Regions from separate parts of the Mus musculus genome. Here region 2 is linked to region 1. Evidence: chromatin loops called from intact Hi-C (ENCODE). Cell type or tissue: heart. All regions are shown on one strand.

Region 1 (8,000 bases):
CAGGCGGTTATGACACAGGCACAGGGAATTCGACTCTGATCCTTTGAAAAACTAGTGAGCACTGCCAACTGCTGGGCTATCTTTCTAGTTCTGAGAATTCATACTTTAAAAGAATATAGCTTCAGAAAGGATTGTGCCACATTGTTATATCAATAATTAAGAAAAAAGCAGAACCGTATCAATGAAAGTGGTAAGACATGGGAATATGTACGTAGCATGATCCTAAATCATCTTCAAAGAAGGCTGAATAGAAATCACATCCATGTTGTCATGATTTCCACTGAGTGATTATACACAGCTTTAAGTCCTCAACTTAATCTTCACCACTTAAAAAACTTCCTGAAATAAAATTGTATACATTTTCATGTAATTACTACACATGGTGTTGTTGTAATAATTGAATTAATTGAATGGAGGACATATTCTCTTGGGGGTATAATTCCATCCCTAGAGCAGGGACTGGGATTTCTATCCAGGCCTGTACTTCTTGAATTGGACCATTACTATGGCATAGACTAAGAAAGCAAATCAGTGTAGGTCTTCATATCTTGATTTTTGAGAATAAAAAAATGGCATGACTCTAGAAATGTTTAAGGACAAATAATGGTATATAAAAAAATCAGCTTTGTAAATTATACTACCTGTGGGAAGCCACATGTGCCGTTGCAGGGTGGCGCTGGGTGGCGCTGGCTTCTGCTGGCCACCACACATACATAGGCAGTAAAGTTTTCTGCCAAGATGAGGTTTTAAGAATTAACCAAAATTAACCAATCAGATGAGAGACAAGTTAACCAATCAGATGAGAGAGAAGTTAACCAATCAGATGAGAGAGAAGTTAACCAATCAGATGTAGGCATGCAAATGAGGTGGTAAGCATAACCCATGCACAACCAATCCGGGTGTGAGACACGCCTCTCCTAGGCCTATATAAGCAGCACCAGTTCTGGGCTTGGGGTCTCTTCGCCTCTGCAATCAAGCTCTCCCAATAAATGTTTGCAGAAGGATCCTGTTGCAGTGTCATTCTTGCTGGCGAGCCGGGTGCGCACAAGAACTACCTATAATACTTTTCAGAGACAATGAGAAAATTACTGCAGCCATGCATTCTGGTGAACTAGAGGAGCTAATAGGGATTCTCTCTCTCTCTCTCTCTCTCTCTCTCTCTCTCTCTCTCTCTCTCTCTCTCTCTCCATATATATTTATGTGTGTGTGTGTGGGGGCAGATTATCTGATGTTCTATCTACTAACTGGCCAGTACAACTTTATCTCAAATACACAGCTTCTCATCACTTCTTGAACCAGTCTCTTAATTTTCTTCCATAGCCAAATACCTTATTGATTGACAACAGTAGTTTCTGCTTGGTTGCATTTAAATGTTTTAAAACATGTCATTTGACATCAGTGTGTTAGGATGTATACATGGAAGGAAAATTTAATAGATTCAAGCAATGGTTACACAGGTGTCCTAGTTAGCTTGAACTTGAACCAGCTTAGAATCACATGAGAAGAGATTTCTGTGAATGAATTGCCCAAATCAGATTGGCCTGTGGTATGTCTGTATGAGATTGTCTTGATTGTCAGTTGATATTCGAAGGATCATCCCACTGTGGGAGGCATCATTCCCTAAGCAAGTGTTGCTGGTTTGTATAAAACAAGGCAACTCAGGATGAACTTGAAAGTAAACCAGACAGCGATCCAGTTAGCAGTGTTCCTCCACGGATTCTGCTGTACATCCCAGGCTGTGAGTGAGTGCCCTGGTCAGAGGTAACGCTTCCTGAAATTGCAAGCTGTCCTGTCCACCAGATTCCTGCCTTGATTTCTCTTAATGCCATGGAAGTATCAGCCAACTAAAGGCTTTCTTTCCCTAAGCTGCTTTGGGTCAGAATGTTTTATCACAACCACAGAGATGTAACTAGAACAGAGGGTTAGAACTGTGTTCTTGGTGACATAAAAAGCCTTTTAGCCACACAATAAGGGGCAACTAGCCACCTTAACTATGAAAAGGGATCAAGAGTCAGAGGCTCTGTTGGGTTGATAGGCACGTATAACTGTCCTAAAAATCCCAGGGCTTAGTCTCCTATAGTTACTTCTCAGCACACAGAACATGCAAAAAGGTGGGCAGATCAACAGGTTCTTCGGGACTTCACTTTCTTTGCTCCTCCACCTTTCATTCTGATCTATTTTTCTGGGAAGTTTCATCTGAGCAAGGCCATGACTGCAAGTTCTTTTTGGTTTGTTTCTGTAGTTATGTTTGTGTGTTTCCCCTTTTAGTGGCCATAATTTTAGAAAGTGTGAGTGTGCTTCCCTGTTCTACATCACTTTGTTTCCAGAAAGCGTTTTTGGGGTTTACAAGATGTAACAAAATACATACAATTTAAAAGCTACAAAGGAGGCATTTATTCCATGTGGAACTTCTGCGTTTGGGAAAGTAGGTCAGAAAGCCTGACTTTCTCAGACTCGCTGGTAGAGTTGTTGGTAAGGCAGAGTGCAGTGACCTGTGTGTAAGTCCAAGAACATCTATCTCTTCCTGGAACCAGACCATGAAGCATTTCATCCTCAGTAAAGGAAAGCTGGGAATATTACCAAGTCCCCAGGCTTAGAAAGCCAGCAACTCTTCTGTTGCCTGCACCAGTTCTTTCTGTGTGGCTCAGCCGGGCCTGTGTTTACCCAAGGTAGAGGGTAAGCTTCATGAAGGTTACCTCCTAGGCAAAGCAGGCAATGCCCAAGCAAGCGTGATCCCTGTAACTCTGCTGTCAGTTAGAGCTGTTGGGTAAGAATTGTGCATCAGCTCTGTGGCTCGTATTTCCAACACACCCAGTGTCTTTATGTTGGAATATCTTCTACACACACACACACACACACACACACACACACACACACACACACAAGGGAAGCTGCTCATTCTTATAAATTACTGCTGTCTAGTTCTTAAGAAATTTCTTCCCATTTGTTCATGGTCCTTTGTAAATGAAGTCCACACTCTAACATGCAGAACATTCTTGCATGATAATATCTGTAGCCTAGTTTACATATTTATGAGTTTTATATAGAAATACTTGTAATTTTTATTTAAAAATAATGTTTGCAGTTGTTGTGAAATGAATTTAATGACATTCCATTTGACTGTGCTATGGAAATTTTTACTAGTTTTAGATTCTAGAACTAGATGAAAATACCATGTACTATATGTATACATATATACATATGTATGTTAAACTGCTCTTTTTGTGACACACACAGTTTGCAAGGATGATGCGTGGCTTTGTTGTTGCTGTTGTTATTGTTGATGTTGTTGTTTGTTGTTGTTGTTGTTGTTGTTGTATTGAGCCTGATTCACATTTTGCTGATGCCAACACCAAGTCTTCTGTGAACTGTCACACATGTCTCTGATTCTAGTCACTGACATTCTTTATTTCCTAAGCTGTCTCACCAAGGCCTAGTCACTAGGCCCCAAACTAAGGCTCTGAAGGAACATTATTCTAAAGTGTTACAGTTTCATGTTTCTCAAGGTAGATGAATGACATTTAAAAAACAATACTAATTCTCTTCAAATAGGTAAGCCAGGTCCAGATGCTATCATACAAGTGACAGCCAATGCTTATGCTGTCTGCCAGGGGCATTTCAGTGTCACCTCTGAAGGGCTCACCATTCCTCTGCAAGAATCATAGAAAATGGAGTTAACTACCCTACCTTAAGTATGTTACATTCTTGGTTAATTTGGGTTTCCAGAACTAGAAGGTACCCCACTGAAATAGCTATCTGAGCATATAAACTCTGTAAATTATCCAGCAGAAATGGCAGCATGCTTCAAATTGGAGTTCTAAAATGGAAATTTGTTCCTGGTGCCAGGACACACTCTTTGAGGTCAAAGTTGACAAGACAGGAGAGGCCTGCTCCATCCAATCTACTTTCCAGCTGGGTGTGGGTTCCACACAGCCAAGCCAAAGTCAGCAGGGCGGGAATCATAAACAGAAGGCCTGGAATAGTCCCCTGTACCTTCAGCAACTGAAAGCTGGCAGGCAGAGGCTGAAAAGCGAATGGTTCCCAAAGTGCATCTGTCCAAGTGAGGCAGGCTCTACCAGAGGCAGTCAAAACCAGCCAGAGAATCTCAATGGAGAAGACTGGAAATTGCCCCTCTTGGCATCAGAGTTATGTAACAGCCTACATTAAATACCTGTGCTGTAAGGTGGGGATGAGGGGTGCTGGTCTGAGTTCCTGCCTTTAGAGAGTGTACTCTAACGGCTTGCCAATAAGAGGAGGGAGTGCATGCTGTCCTGAGACGCTGTAGCTGCCCTGGTCTCCTCTCACACTCTATTTGCCACCGATATTATAAATATTATAGGATCCATCTTTGTCAGGGCGTATCAAAAAGCAATTTGCAAGCCACAAACCTTCATCATGTTTAGTAATTATTAGAGGAAGTCAAAAAGATGAGACAAGTCATGCCTAAAATTTAATCTCTATGAATTGGAAAGGAAACATCAAGAACTGATCCCCAAACTCTAAGGGCACCTGTGGATACAGACGTCAGTGGTGTGCTGGGCTTTTAACTGCAGATGGCTGGATTTTGCGAGCTGGCTGTTAAACATGACCATCATTTAAAAAAAAAAAAGCACTTAAACTTAATGATTAAATAATCTTAAAAGTAATAAATACTCAAATTTACTCCTTTTTAATAACTATCACTTCATCCTGCCCTGTGAATGTGTGTGTGTGTGTATTTTTCTTTCCTTTCTTTTTTTTCCCCCTCAGGAATTCATGTAGCTCAGGCTTGTCTGGAACTCAGTATGTACCTAAGGATGATACTGAATTTATGATCCTCCTGCCTCTACCTACAAAGGGCTGGGATAACAAGTGTCTTCTGGCAAGAGCAAGAGTGAGCCCAGGATCTTCGTGCACACTCGCTAAGCAGTCTTCCAATTAGGCTATATTCCCAACCCCATATATATTTTGCTCCTATTTATGTACTTGTAACTATTTGCATTGTTTGAGCTGTTTGGCTGAAACATGGTAGGATAGGGAGCGACAATGCCAGTCTTCTTATCCCAGCCTACTTACCATCAATGGCATCAAATCAGAGGCCTACAGCCAACCCTCAGTGACATCAAATCAGAGGCCTACAGCCAACCCTCAGTGACATCAAATCAGAGGCCTACAGCCAACCTCAGTGACATCAAATGAGAGGCCTACAGCCAACCTCAGTGACATCAAATCAGAGGCCTACAGCCAACCTCAGTGACATCAAACCAGAGGCCGACAGCCTACCTCAGTGCTTGTACACTGAGGATTGTCAAATGCCAAAATACAAGCTTGGTTTACTATTTTGTTTGTTGTCTGCACTTAAGAAAACTGGTATGGAGAAAACATTTTTAATTCACAGTAAATCTAAGTTCTGTAGTTACTACATTAACAATTTTATAAAATGTATTGATGAGTTTGTGTGCATTCTATTCACCTAAATAAAAAACATCTACGATGGTTCACACTGAGGGAAACCTGGTCAGACATAAGATCACTCTGAGGAAAACCACAAAACATGATTTACAATGACGATATTTGTAAAATTTAATCCTTGGTTGTCAATATTTTGCTAAATAGCCTTTAATATTGATTTATATAGGAATATAGAGTTCATAAAAAATACGGACATGTACACAGGCATGTGGATTTTAGTGTTTTTTAAAGTTACACTTTCCTTACTTATTTTGTGTTTGTATGTGGATGTTTGTGGATGCAGGCCAGTGGAGGTCAGAGGACAAACTGCAGGATGCAATTCTCTCCTATTCTGTGGGTCCCAGAGACTGGACTCAGGTTTGAGCACAGGTGCCCTTGGCTGCTGAGCCATCTTACTGGTTCTGTAGTTGCATGTCCCCATTGGATTAGTTACTAAATGATTAGCAACCCACTCGTCGATAGAATCCATACAATATATCTTAGTAGGGAATATTATAAGATGCTGTTGGAAGACTTTGTAATGAGATTTTAGAGGTTAGAAAACCTAAAACCACAAGTAACTTTACTCTCACATGGGACAGGACATAGCTCCCTTGAGCCATCAAATGCAGGGCCTTTATGCCCTTGTTAACAGAAGGGCAACAACGGTCTAGGAATGAGGCAGCCAAGGAGAAGGTACAGGGTTTTCCTTGTTTTATCCCCATTGCATCTGTCTGTGACAGTAGCTGGGCCACAAGTTTCTTAATCAAGTAAAAAAGATGTCACCCACATTTGTGGATTATGAACTTGTGACTGTTAAATGTGGCTGAGGTGTCAGGAGGGAGTGTTGACCACATGTGTGCATTCATGTTTCCTTTGTGGAAAGAAAGCAAGCCTTGGCTTTCCAGTAGCTAAAACCTTCTACGTTCAGGGTACATCTGTGTGGTGCCGAGCAGCAGTCAGTTTTCTGAAAGGCAGGGCAGGACCTGAACACGAGAGCAATATGCTTCAGGCAAGGACCTGGGGTTCTCACAGGGACTTGGTTGCTACCAGTTCTGATGTCTCTGAGAGGTGACTCCGGAAACCTGTGTCAAGCAAGAAAATCTTCCTTTATTTGGGAATGTTATTTACCTGAGTCCCCCATCTGCTCTATAGCAAATTCCGAATTGGTTTGATCCGAAGAGGAGCCAGTAGCCCTGTTGCTTTTCCACTTTCTCCCATGTGTGAGAAGAGCACTTTTACAAGATTGAGAAATTTCTCTTTTTTTGAAAGTACTGCTCAGGCAAGTATATCGTCAAACAGCATCTTCAGTTAATTATGTCTCTCTCCGCTTCGGTGACTATAATAAATAACCTGAGAAAGTCAACTCCTAAGGAGAGGAAGGCTATTTTGTCTCAGATTGGCAGTCACAATCTGTGGTGAGTTGTCTTCCTTGCTTTAGGTACCATAGCAAGTCAGAACATCATGGGTGGACAATAAGACAGAGAAAGGCACCTCACCTTATACTTAGAAAGCATTGGGATTGCGGGTCGGGGGAGACCATGTTTTCACAATACTATTTAAATATACACTACCAATGACCCAAAGACTTCCCATTAGGCACCATTTCTTAACGATTTCACTGCTTTTCAACAGTGCCAGGTCGGGGGCTAAATTCTAACCCAAGTTAACCTGGAGCACTCTCGTATATAAGAAGTCTAATGAATCATGGAAATTACATTTTCTTGTTTGAATCATGGAAATTACATTTTCTTATTTAAACTAATTCCAAGTAAGCCAACCAGATGAGGTCCTTCATCCCCCCAGCTTCTTTAGTCGTGGTTAGATGGCCATGTGAGATCACATGACTGAATGTTGGGGTTGTAAAAACGTTTGCAACAGTAAGCTGTTTTTTAATATACAAAAAAATAAAGGACTAAAAATGAAACAGGCAATGAATCCCAGGTGTTACATCACTTACCCAAGTTGCATCAGGCAGCTTCACTGCACTAATGATAATGAGCTAACAACTTGCATGCTTTGTCCTGCAGACCATCCTACCCTGCAGTGCCAACTGTTGCTACCTCAAATACCTCAGCTCAGATTCGAGGCCATTGTGTGCTTTGAATTGCAATGTTTGCTTTGACTGTACAAAGTTTTCTGCTCTTACATAAACAGTGTGGTGGTTTAGTTATGGACAGAGCAACTCCTTCAAGAATAAGGCCCACAGTAAGAAACGAGTTTCAACGTGACACAGTCAGATACTCTAGAGCATAGCTGGTGACCGTGGGACACCTGTTGACTCTCCCCCATCTTCTGAAGTGGTACGATGTTGGAAGAAAGCTAACACAGCAAGAAGAATTGAGGGATACATAAAGAGCTGGGACTGTAGCCCTCAATTTGAAAAAAAAAATCTCTCTGAAACTGCCTTAATCTTAAGAATTTTTAGTTGAAGAGGCAAATTCCTTTCTTATTTCAACTGGCTTAGATTACTTTTCCCTCTTACAAATTGAATGGCTTCTCAGCAGGTGTGACCCTGGAGGCTTTGATGTGTGTCTTTCTCCTCCCAGGATGGTTCTGGTTTCTGGCTA
Region 2 (8,000 bases), 110 kb before region 1:
GTTCTGACAAACCTTCCTCCTCTTCGTTGATGTGATTGTTACTATTAATTGTCTACTTGATATATTCTAGGATCACCTGGGAAGAGTCTCAATGAGAGATTGGCTACATTGGACTTGTCTGTGGGGATTGTTTTAATTCATGTGGGAAGTCCCAGTCCATTGTGGGTAACACCATTCCCTAGGCATGGTGCTCACTAAACCATCAGAAGAGATCTTTAGAATGCAGACTACAAGGATCCTAGAAAAGACACACTGAATTAAAATTTCTGAGATAGGAACCAAAACCCAAAACCAACCAAAACAACAACAAAACCCTCAGATCTCTATCAAGATATTATCTAGTTTTGTTTTTGTTTTTGTTTTGTTTTGTTTTTGTGTGTGTGTGGGGGGGGGGGGAGGACAGGGTTTGTCTGTATAGGCCTGGCTGTCCTGGAACTCCTTCTGTAAGCCAGGTTGCCCTCAAACTCAGAAATCCACACGCCTCTGCCTCCCAGATGCTGGGATTAAAGGCATGTGCCACCACTGTCCAGAATTATCTAGTTTTGATGGGACCAACAGGAAACATTTGGGAATCGCCAACCCAAACCATCTGAATTGGGGACTTTCTCAGTCTCTTCTCCCCCAACATAATTGTTCCTCAACTTCCTGGTGTAAACATCTGCATTATCTCCTAGAACCAAGATTCTAGGCATTAGCCAGGTGATTCCACAGCTATCCACAATTAGTAAGCCACAGTTTACAGTCATGCACACAATTTGGTGTGAATATTTATAAGTATTTAGATTTGGGGCTTTTGAATGTTTCCATAGCATGTCATGCAGTCCCAGAATTTCCCAGAAGATGGCATGATGACTTCATGTAATGATAAAGGAGCTGCTTCATGATTTGGCCACAGGGTGGGAGCATTGTACAGTGTTTAGCTGGCCACCATGATAATTTTTTTCTCTCTTATTTTTTTGGTAATAGATATTATTATAATTATTATTAGATGTTTTCTTCCTTTACATTTCAAATGCTACACCCTTTCCTAGTTTCCTCTCTGAAAATTCTCTATACCCTCACCCCTCCCCCTGCTTCCCAACCCACCCAATCCCACTTCCTGGCCCTCTCATTCCCCTATACTGGGGTATAAAAATCTTCGCAAGACCAAGGGCCTCTCCTCCCATTGATGGCCCACTAGGCCATCCTCTGCTACATATGAAACTAGAGACATGAACTCTGGGGGTACTGGTTAGTTCATATTGTTTTATAGGAGGAACACCATTGTATTTCTACAACAGGGGAGCCTTTAGACTTTGGTTAATTTTAACAGACTTTATTATCTCAGTTTTCTAATGGCGACTCCTGAAGAGACCCTATGAGGTCTTTGGTGTCTCAGAAAGATCTATACCTCCCGATTCATGGGTACATCAAGTGTGCTCAGACATGATTTAGACTTGCTTTCCCGCAAATGAAAATTGCTGATAGACAGGTAGAATGGCACAAAGCATTCTTCTCAATTTTTAGCGACTCAAAGTGACAACAATTGAAGGCATTGAAGGGATGTGTGTCTTTGGGGCTGTATTTGTGGGACACACCATCAAAGTGTGGCAAAACCCATTCCCTGGGACGTTGGCCAATAGGAGAGGGAGAGAAAAGACAGGGGTTGGTGTCAGTTTTGTAAAGCAAATGGGCCAAACTCCCCTTTGGAGAGCAGGGATTCAACCCTAACAAAGTCTGTGTTTTTAAGAAGACCCCCAATCTCTTGATGGAGGATCCCAATATTTCAATATTGGCAACTATCTCAAATAGTGCACAGCAAGACAAACAAAGCACAACTCTAAAAAACAATTTAATATTTGCCTGGCAATTAATATTTCCTGGGTTTCCAGGTCAGAAAGGCTGGAAGAAACCAGAAGAGGATGACTGGGGTCCAAACTGCAACACCATACCTTGAATTTTCTGTTGTGAAAATTATATTGGGATAATCTCCACAGGTTTGTATAGGAGTATTCTTTTATCACTGCAGTCCCCACAAGAAGCAGCGACGGTAGGAATTTTAAACTAACTTCAGAGCAACTCCTTAGATTATTTGTCTTGGCTTCAGTAGCAGAACAATCTTGCTTCTACTCCTGTCGCTGAAATATTTTCATGAATAATTGGCATAATATCTCCATGTGACTCATGCAATTTTGTCTATACTGGAAATGTATCATTTATTTTTTTCGTGATTTTGAAAATGACACATGTCACTTTGGGGCAGAAGGAGGGTAACCTCTAACACCATATAAACACTCCATAAACTTTAAAGTTATCTTCCTATAAAGCCACCCTGCCACCCACCATGGTCAGACTTTTGTGTATTTCTGCTGTACAACTTAAAACATAAGGACACGGGATAAATGTACAACATGAGCATCCACAGCCTCTTTTTAAAAGGTTAGTAACACTAACTTGCAATCTACTCTTTCAGCCCTAGACATCATTTGATAAATTCATTATGATCCTGATTGTATTCTTCTTGGAAGATCATCAATAGACCAAAGGTGTATTCAGAGGATATCCCCACCATTTACCAGTACTGTCACTTAGCATTCTAATCTTGTTCTTATCTTTAATGGAACCCCTTTTTTTCATAAATAAACTTAAGGGTGGGTTTGGTAATCCACACATTAATTGTTTTTTTTTTTTAAGATTTATTTTAGTTTTGTTCATCTGTGTTTGGGTATACTCATGTGAGTGAAGCTGACATTGCAGGTAGTTGTGAGGCACCTGGTGTAGATGCCAGGAACTGAACTCTGGAAAACAGTATTCTGGAATTCTGGAAACCAGTTAAGTGCTCTTTACCACTGAGCCATTTCTCCAGTGCCACTGAGTCTCTGTTTTGTTTGGAACCGTGTTCTACTCAGCAGCCATGGCTATAATGGCATTCATTATATAGCCCATGCTGGTCTTGAAATCACAGCAGTCTTCCTCCCTCCCTCCCTCCCTCCCTCCCTCCCTCCCTTCCTTCCTTCCTTCCTTCCTTCCCCAAAGGCTGGCATTACAGGGGTGAGCTGCCGTGACTAACTTAATCAGAAAGTTAATTAAGGCAAAATTCCTTGAGGTATTCTCTTCAAGAATCATATTTAGGTTTATGTTCTTCAGATGTTTTTGTGGATACCTGGGATTCACTGTGTAGCATAGACTGGTCTTGAGCTCACGATTGCTCTCTTCTTCAGTATCTCAGATGTTAAGATTATCATCCTGGCTATATGTGATATTTTAAACAAACTGAAGATGTATTCTGATGTATTCATTGAAATAAAAATACTTTCTTTTACATTACTAACAGACATCAAAACACCAGCAGGAAAGCTGATGAGTTTTCTGACTTTTTACAAGTCTAAATGTGGTGAGTTATTTTACTGCATTTCCTCCTCAGGGTGGACCCTGCGCCTTTGTGCAGGCTTCTCGCCATCCTTTCTTGAGATGGTCTACTCAGCTCTGCTTTGCAGGAAGGAGACTGACTCAAGCTTCTGTTTTCTTCACCTCATGTGCAGACATCTAAGGTTTGGCTTCCTCAGCAAGCTGGTCTTACAAACTTGCTTTCAGGTGCTTTTCTGTTTTAATCTGAAATACTTAAGAAGTATCAGTCTGGTTTTTAATTTGGTCATGTAGAAGAGATTTGTATCATTGGAGCAGTGCTTTTTAGGGTAGTACTTTTCTAAGTGATTTTCCCGTAGAAACAAGCTCCATTTGGGGGTATACTATAATCCCTTTGGATGTCTTAGATGTTTCTCATGCTCAAGATGAATATTAGATCAGAATGTCAGGAATATGGGCGTGCATAATTTTAGTTTGATTGTGTTTTGTTTTATACGCAAATATTTCTCACACACAAATTAAATTTGTAGTATCAGGATAGAGAAAACCTACTTAGATTTCCATTTCTTCTCTAATCAAAATTTTGTTTAGTTTTCATTTATGTGTGCGTGTGGGTGTGCGTGTGTGTGTGTTGGTGGATAATGTCCACATGAGTGCAGTACCCAAAGTTTCCCCTGGAACTAGAATTACAGGTAATTCGAAGTCCCTTGACATGGACCCTTGGAACTGAACTTGAGTCTCCTGTAAGAACAGTTTATGGTCTTACCCTCTGAGCCATCTCTCCGGCCTCCTCTGTCTCTTCCTCAATCAATTGTAATATCTGCATACGTGATCTAAAATCTATCCACATCATCTGTATTTACTTTCAGTTGCTCAGTTTTGTTTCCTACTTTTTTTCCCCTTGAGCGCTGCTGAATACACAGAGTATAGAGTTCATCTCTGTCATAGCTGTCTTTCCAAAGTTACGTTTATTAGTGACTGATCTGGTCCTAAAGACAGAACCACCTCTGGAATTCATTTTAACCCTTCCTGGAAGAAATTGAATTTATTATTGCATGCTGATCCTTCCTACAAATCCTCTTATTCCTTCCCTATATCTATTTCTTTCTCTTTTTGTTACAGAGTAGGCTATTTAGTTCATTTATCTTTTTATTTTCTTATGTAGTATATAAATAGTTAATATATATAATATATTTGTATTCTACACATATATGTATATGCATTATTAAGATCTGCTGTGGCTATTCCACTATTAAATGTTTCTCCTTTTATTCATGCTGCCAACTTTGTTCCAGTCACATTTTTATCACTTTATACATTAAAATCAATGTTCAGTGTATTTGTATTATATATGTCCTTTGTCAGCATAAATAACTTTTATTTTCTATCCTCACATAGCAATAAAAATAAATGCCTTTGTTCTTCTATTTATTTGGTTTTTAAACATTTAATTCAAATGTTTGCTTACTGGCATGTTTCAATATTTCTTATTCCTTATCATTCACTAGTCTCTTGTATGTCTTAAATAGTTTAGTTTGAATTATAAAAACAAACTGAATAAAATTTAAAAGATGTATCTTTAGGTTTCAATTTAGTAGGTATTTTTCATCTAAATAAAAAGGGACATATGGTAGAGATAGCAATTCATTAATATAGCTGAAAGATGAGATTGGAGGTTAAACATCTCATTTTAAACTGCTCACTGGGCATGATGCCTCACACATGTAATCTTCACACACAGGATGCTGAGACAGAAGAATCATACTTAAGGCCAGCCTAAACTGTACAGCAAGTCCCTGTTTCAAATATCTGGTGGCTGGTTATTTTCCTCTGTGGTAAAGTACTTGGCTAGCATATGCAAGGCTATGATGTTAAGCCTGAGCTCTACAAAATGATTCAATAATGAATAAATAATAAATAAACAAAATTTAAAACGCTCCCACATGTAGCTTCAAGTTACCTTGTATTAATTTGTTACAAATCTATATGATGACCATTCCCCTGCCTCAGCCCTGGAAACAGAAGACAAATAATATAGCCCTGTGTTCTCTGGATATTAGTTCCTTAAATAAAATATCACAATGGTGAATCTATTGACTGAACTTAAAATATAGACCTGCTTCAATATTGTACAAAAATTTTCATATTTTTTTGTTTTGGGAAGTCTTTCCTATCCATTCTGACTCATAATACAGGGTTCACCATATATAAAAAGCATCTTAGATTACAGCAACAAAAGACAAATGCACATCAATTTCTACTCCTCTGTTGGCTGCCCTTACATTAATGTAACACAACTAAGCTTCTGTTTCTCGCTTCATTGCCTCAGGTTAAATTACTAAGTTTGTAAACAGTAGAGAATCTGCCATACACCATTAAGGCACCATCCTGATCACATTTCTTCTCATCACTTTTTGTTTCTTTCATTTTCCAGTGTCAATGAAATTTACCATCTTTCCTCATCAACACTGAAAACATTGTCTCTTTGTTCCATTGATTATAGTCACTTAAATTGTTCAGTAAGTGAGCATAATTCTCATTCTATATTAGATTATAATTGTGAGTCAGCAGTGCATGCTGTAACCACTAATTTTCACATGAAAATAATTAGAAGATAAGTCAGTGGGGGAGAAAATGACAAAATGAAAATAAACTGAAAACAAGAAGAGGATGGCTATAAAATAGGTGGGATTCATGGCTAGATCATATAGTAGATTGTATTTTAAATATGTATGTATGTATGTATGTATGTATGTATGTATGTATGTATGTATGTATTTATAATTTGTGTGAGTGTATTTCACTTGCACTTATGCATGTGCACCACATGTATGCCTGGTACACACAGAGGCCAGAAGAGGTTGTCAGAACTCCTCTAACTGCAGTTACAGGAGGCTGTGAACTGCCATGCAGGTACTGCAGAGTGGCCCCAGTCCTCTGCAAAGCCAGCAAGTGCTTTTAATCATGGAGGCACTTCTACAGCTCCTTTAAAGTTTTTAAAAAGTATTCTTATGTGTATGATTGCCTGTGCATATGCATGTACCCTAAATTATAGTAAACTATCAGGTGGGTGCTGGGAACTGAACTCAGCCACTCTGAAAGAGCAATGGTCACCACCGAGCCATCTCTCCATCCCCCATAACATATTGTTATTAAGCAATTAGAAAATGGTGGAGGAAACAAGATTAAAAAAGAAAAAAAAAAGCTGTAAGTACCTCAGATAGGTGATTCTCAAAAGGGAACATGCAAGTGTGTGATAAACATGTTTACATGCATTCCATCTCACAGTGAAATTGATCTGTGAAGAAGAAAACATTCCGGAAGACTTACCCAAGTGGTTAAAAGTAAATGACAATGATGCCACCATGTATTTGTAAAGATGCGGGACACTGACACTTCTTACACCCTCCTTGTTAGGACCAGGACTCATGCTCCCAGGAACGTGCACAGACTGGGTGACCCACATTTTCCTCCTGAGTCCAGGAATTCATGTGTGTGTGTGTGTGTGTGTGTTTTCCAAAAGCATACCCAAGAAGTTCATAGTATCAGCATTTATGTAATCCCTAACTGGAAACAATTCAAATATCCATCAGCAGGATTATAATTAAATTTTGTTATATACTGTATCTGCTATACATTACTGAGAACAAATTAAATTCATCTGGCTGCAAAGCTTGAATGGATCTCCCTGTTCTTGACATAAAAAGGCAAATTGTGAGATATTAAAGAAATGAAGTTTAAGAGCTAACTAATCCATGACTTTCCCATAGCAGAAGCGCGTTAGAGGCTAAGCAACAGATGTGTGCACTTGTTGTGTTTCTCTGTATGTATGCTATACTGACTAGTTACGAACTTAAATAATTTGTGGGGAAAATGGAGGGTGAACAGGGCCGGATGCCTCCATCAGATTGGACTGCAGGCAAATCTGTGGGGGAATTATCAGTTGGTGGTTGACATAGGAGAACCCAGTTTTCTGTGGGGACTGTCATCACTGTGCAGGTGCTCCCAGAAGGTATCAGAAAGGTGGTTGCATGGGAGTGTGGAGAGCATTCCTTCATGGTCTCTGCTTCAGTCTTCCTTCTGGTTTCCTGACTTGGGTTCCAACAGTGACTTCCCTGAATAATGGACCATGAGTCAGGCATGTAAGCCAGTGTTGCTTTTGGTCATGGTCTTTAGTGCAGCAAAAGAGAGCAAATTGGAACATTTGCCAAACTTAAATGAACAATTACTGGAAATTAGTCTTAATGGACCTTTTAAGAGAGTAACTACAAGGAGGTGCTGCAGGATGCTAGGGCACAGGGTGACGTTTCTTCATCGTCACCGGGATGGAATGAGCTCCTTGGGAACTAGCTACTCACCAAGTACTCTCAAAAATTCCCAGAGACAGTGCAAGAAATGCAGCATAAAATAAAGATGATGGCAGAATTTGGAGCAATAGGGGGCAAGTGTGTTCTCCGGACTTTAAGTGCATTTGTTTATTTCTTGCAACATAGGTGAGGCGGATCATTTCCCCACCTAAAACATGAACATAAGAACCGTTACTTACACAGAGACATCTTTTGAGGATTGTGTGGTCCTGTTGTTATTAGGCAGTCTGTAGACTTTTAATAAAATCAGGGAAAATATCAGTTCTTAACAAACGAAACAAAGTAGTG

What was found. A loop is a pair of places that touch in the nucleus more often than their neighbours do. Peaks named below come from ENCODE experiments on the same cell type or tissue, not always from the same donor. Only the 100,000 strongest peaks of a DNase experiment are listed, where the experiment ranks them.
Region 2: it touches region 1 in a loop (2.8-fold over the local background); 5 of 42 quality-filtered maps call a loop at or near these places.

The regions. Positions count from the first base shown.
Region 1 is chr7:72,511,094-72,519,093 of GRCm38, forward strand. No RefSeq gene overlaps it. Among named protein-coding and RNA genes, the nearest start is that of Gm39035, 210 kb to the left of the region's middle. In heart, no CTCF peak of the experiment used is centred here; a DNase peak (open chromatin) is centred at 3,958.
Region 2 is chr7:72,399,384-72,407,383 of GRCm38, forward strand. No RefSeq gene overlaps it. Among named protein-coding and RNA genes, the nearest start is that of Gm39035, 97 kb to the left of the region's middle. In heart, no CTCF peak of the experiment used is centred here; no DNase peak of the experiment used is centred here; H3K27me3 peaks cover 275 bases.